Regions from separate parts of the Homo sapiens genome. Here region 2 is linked to region 1. A link is an interaction called in ENCODE POLR2A ChIA-PET data of the cell type or tissue named here. Cell type or tissue: PC-3. All regions are shown on one strand. Region 1 overlaps METTL15 (methyltransferase 15, mitochondrial 12S rRNA N4-cytidine). Region 2 overlaps METTL15 (methyltransferase 15, mitochondrial 12S rRNA N4-cytidine).

What was found. Peaks named below come from ENCODE experiments on the same cell type or tissue, not always from the same donor. Only the 100,000 strongest peaks of a DNase experiment are listed, where the experiment ranks them.
Region 2: POLR2A ChIA-PET joins it to region 1 with 16 read pairs; 2 of 35 experiments call an interaction of 5 or more read pairs at or near these places.

Annotation. Positions count from the first base shown.
Region 1 is chr11:28,111,931-28,114,430 of GRCh38, forward strand. METTL15 (methyltransferase 15, mitochondrial 12S rRNA N4-cytidine) reads left to right here. Exons shown (of 7, transcript NM_001113528.2): 3 at 1,388-1,674. The coding sequence starts at 1,405. Among named protein-coding and RNA genes, the nearest start is that of METTL15, 4.8 kb to the left of the region's middle. In PC-3, no CTCF peak of the experiment used is centred here; no DNase peak of the experiment used is centred here.
Region 2 is chr11:28,175,319-28,177,818 of GRCh38, forward strand. All of the region lies in intron 3 of METTL15 (methyltransferase 15, mitochondrial 12S rRNA N4-cytidine), which reads left to right. Among named protein-coding and RNA genes, the nearest start is that of METTL15, 68 kb to the left of the region's middle. In PC-3, no CTCF peak of the experiment used is centred here; a DNase peak (open chromatin) is centred at 1,113.

The sequences.
Region 1 (2,500 bases):
AACCAAAAATCTACTTAGATCACTCATTCCCCCCCCCACCGACATTTTTTCAATGTCACATTTGCCACACAATTCTGCAGATTATAGCTTTGGTGAAGTTAACATATTATCCTCAAGGTAACATCTTGTTGATGTTACATCATATTTGTATTTCTTTGTGTTTTATTACGTGTGATCAGCTTTTCAACGTTTTTAATTTTTTTTATTGCAAAAGGAAAGACAGACATATTTAAGTGGGATTTATGCTTCTTGTAGTATTTTGAGAACATATGGTTTTTGGTGGGGTCAGTCATGCAGGGGAAATTTCCCAAAGTGAGGATTGATAACAATGCTAATTCTGTGGAGTCTGGAATTAATCCATTCATTCATTTTCTTCAGAAAACATTTATTAAGCACTGATGTGCATCTTATTTTGTGTATACGAAGGTGTGGGTCATATTCTTAAATAACTAATAACCTGTAAGGAAAGAATAGTGTTAACTGGGTAGTATCAAGCGGTGTTTACTGTGGTAGTATCAAAAACTTTGCTTGAAACCAGCTGGGTATAAAATGCATGGTGTTTTCAAAAGGTCTCCTGTTAATATATGTACATAAATCCTTTTTTTCTTCTGCATTTTAAAGAGTTATGGATTGCTGAAGAAAATGGAGCACCTATGGTAAATCCAAGGAATATATCAATTATTTGTTTTTTGGGTGCCGGGGACAGATAATTAAAGGTAGACATGAAATACCGAAGTGTGCTCAGTTGAGTGTTTATACAGTCATAGTTTAAACTGATATACACTCCACTGATACAGGGTACAGGGAGATGATCTCGTCAGAGAATCGGACTGATAGACTGATTATCTTTTTTATTTTTTGGATGTGCATGCGTAGTCTTTTCCCAGGGATAGTCTCTGAAGATGAGAATTTAGCATTGTGAGAAAAACAAATACAAGAGCTTGAAATAGAAGACCATCTGAATCTAAAATGTAATACTTTTAATCCGTTCAGTCATCCTGATTACTTTTCAAATAAACAGTTTTAATTCATTGAATCTACTTTTTAGCCTTAATTAAAATTCAAAAAAGTATGTTTCATAAAAATGTTGACCTAATAATCAATTTTCATATCCCTAATGGTTAAAATGTTAATGATATTAGAATGTATTAGGCTACATTAAAAATTGTATTTAAATTATGTTTAAATTACGTCTCTGGGTCCTCTTAGGTTCCTTGCTTTGTATATATAAGAAGGGTTTGTCACCTTTACTTGTTTAAGATGTTAGGATCATGAGTCTTAACTTTTTTTTGATGTGCTAAATATTGCATATTAATTTGATTTTCCCCAAGTATTAGAACATTCTTTTAAAAAAATCCAACAATCATATTTTAATTTTTTTTTCTAGATTTGTTTACCTACAAAATGCTTCGGTATCCATATTTTTGTAGAATGTATAAAGAATGCCTTTCATGTTGGTTGGAATCTGGCATACCTAATTTAGGTGTCTGGCCAAACAGAATACATACTACAGCAGAAAAATATAGAGAATATGAAGCCCGGGAGCAAACAGATCAAACTCAAGCCCAGGAGTTACACAGATCTCAAGATAGAGATTTTGAAACTATGGCTAAATTACATATTCCAGTAATGGTGGATGAAGTTGTTCATTGTTTGTCACCACAAAAAGGACAGGTGAGTTGAATTTTTATTTTTTAGCAAGTTTTTGTTGAGATAAAATTCACTTATTGTAATATTCATTATTTTAAGGTATACAATTCAGTGGCCTTTAGTATACAGATGAATCCCAACTTTTGATGGTTGATGCGAAAGTGATACACATTCAGTAGAAATTGTACTTTTCAGTGCCATACAACCATGCTTTTTTTAACTTTCAGGACAATATTCATATAAGTTACATGAGATAGTCAATAACTTGATTATAAAATAGGCTCTGTGTTAGCTGATTTTGCCTAACTGTAGGGTAACGTAAGTGTTCTGAGCATGTTTAAGGTAGGTTAGACTAAGCTATGATGTTCGGTAGGTTAAGTACTTAAATGCATTTTTGACACATGGTGTTTTCAACTAATGAAGGGTTTGTCAGGACATAACCCCCTTGTAAGTTGAGGAGAATTTGTATTGATAAGCTTATGACCACTGTTTAATTGAGGAATGTGTTTGTCATCCCAGTATGAAACCCCATTCCCATTAGTATTCACTCGCCATTGACATCCTTCCCCCAGCCCCTGACAACCACTAAGCTATTTTTTTTGTCTCTATGAATTTGCTTATTCCAGACATTTCATTTAAATGGATTCATAGATATGTGGCATTTTTTATCTGCCTTCTTTTACTCAGCATGTTTTCAGGGTTCTTCCATGGTGTTGCATGTATCTGTACTTGGTTCTTTTTTATTGCTGAATCATTGCATTGTATGGATATGCCACATTTTGTTTATCCGTTAACCAAATGATGAGCATTTATATTGTTTCTGCTTTGTGGCTATTGTGAATAATGCTAC
Region 2 (2,500 bases), 63 kb after region 1:
TGCCACATTTTCTTAATCCAGTCTATCATTGTTGGACATTTGGGTTGGTTCCAAGTCTTTGCTATTGTGAATAGTGCTGTAATAAACATACGTATGCATGTGTCTTTATAGCAGCATGATTTATAATCCTTAGGGTATATACCCAGTAATGGGATTGCTGGGTCAAATGGTATTTCTAGTTCTAGATCCCTGAGGAATCGCCACACTGACTTCCACAATGGTTGAACTAGTTTACATGAATTCTTACAGGCATCAGTTAAAAATTGCCCAAATGACTTATTAACTTTCTTAAACCTGCATCTCCTCATATCTCAGTAAATGGTATGAGCACATAATTTGCCAGAGTCAAAAATCTGAGTATCACCTTCAAACTTCTTACTCTTCCCCTATTAAATCACCAATCCCTGTTGAACTTATATCCAGAATTGTCTAAAATATATTTAGCTCTTTTTTGCTGCCATTGCCCTAATCTTGGCCACTACTATCATTTTCTTTGATCACTGTAATTCTGCTCTGCTCTTCATGCACAAGACAAATTCGTGCCCTCAAGAATCTCATATATTGGTGTAAGAGATAGAAAATAAATGTGCAAATATATATATATATATGTATAGGCATATAATTTTTTAGATGATGAGATGATACTATAATCAAAGTTGTAAATTTTGCTGTAGGGAGGTCAATTTAATATTACTAAGGAGTTTAGAAAGAGGAAAGAAGACTGAACGTAAGATCAGTTAATGAATAAAAAGTAATGAAGGCTGGAATAATGGCAGTGGTGGAAGGAAATCATAGATTTTTAAAAATAAATTAAAAATTTGTATTTTTGTATTTCAAAAGAAATATATTTAGAAAATTTAAAAAATATAGATAGACTTGAGGAAGACAAAAAAATTTCTCCTGTAATCCTGCTGTTAAACTGTTAATCTCTTGGCTTGTATCTTTCCAAGGTGTTGCTTGTGTTTATACAGTTTTTCTTTTCTTACAGAATTACAATCATACTATTTGTATTTTGTCATATTTAGCAAAAGTTTTAAATGTCTTTTTCTCTAATGCAGTCATTAAAAGCCTGACTCTGGAACCACAGTGTCTGAGTCAGAATCCTTGCCTTACGATTTTTACTAGCTATGCCCTTGGGCATGTTACTCTACTCCTCTGTGTACCAGTTTCCTCATCTATAAAATTAGTACAGGAGTATAATAAGGGTTAAATCAGTTAATATTAGGAAATGTTTAGAATAGCATGTGGTACCTAATAAGTATTTCTTATCATTACCATTCACTCCTTTACACTATTAATTTTTATTGATTGTATAGTATTGCATCATATGGTATGCAGTCTCAGGAGACAGTATTATGTGTGGTCTTTGTGGCCAAGTGGACTTGGCTAACCTGTCAGTTATTATCTATCTGACCTTTAGCAGTTGACCTTAGCTCTGTGAGATTCAGTTGCCTTACATGTAAAATGGAATTATGATATTACTGTGTATGGTTTTTGTAAAAAAGGAAACATCCATATGAAATAACAACTTAGAAAACTGCCTGGCAAGAAATACACACTTGATAAATACTACCTGTTATTCTTGTCAAAGTGGAATAGCTGGATAATGGACATCAAAAGTCTAAACTTTTCAATAATATTTTCAAAATTGAGAAGGCATAAGTTGATAAACTTTTTGCCTTTCTTTTATAAATATAATAATTCTTAGATGGATACACTAGAAGGACAGTTCTGTATGAATAAAAGCTGAATTCCCATTGTAGTAATTTCTTGGTCTTCCACATTGTTAATTTAAGATATTTGGTAAGTCCTTTTATAAATAAACACTGACAGTGTGTGAAAGAATATATATATTTGAAGTTTGAAAATACATAAACTTTGTGTTAAAATAGTAAAATGCAATATATGTTTTGTAAAGAAGGAATTAGCATCTGACATTTTATTATGAATACAGATTTCCATCAGTGAATAAGGCTTCCAATTGAAAAGATTTAGTAGAGTTAGATTTTTAAAAAAAGTACTTGGCCTGAAATCAAGAAAAATGCTGGTTTCTTCAAAGATGATTGAAACAAATGTCTTCAAATTTGAAACATTTGCTGGCAAAGCAGATGTTTCATTCGAGACAAGTGTTTTAGGTTGTGTGAAGACTCCAAGTAAAATGTTTTCTATGCATGTAAAAAGCTGTATTTAATATGAAATATGGCAATGTAGGCCCAACATTTAAGTTGTATGGATTAGGTAAGAAAAAGTGATTTTTTGGGAAAATCAGAATATAGAACTCTGGGGATTTGAAAGTTATATTACTTACATGATGAAACGAATTAGGAAAGTATTTGATGTTGAATGTTTTCTACATTTAATTTATTAATTTTCATGATTCTTTTGGCGTTGGTTTCCTCATCTGATATAATGAAAGCGTTGGAGTCTATTGGAAATTAGATCTGCTAGAGTTTTTTTGGGTCCTTAGCAGGAGCATTTAATGTGAAATCCTGAAGAGAGG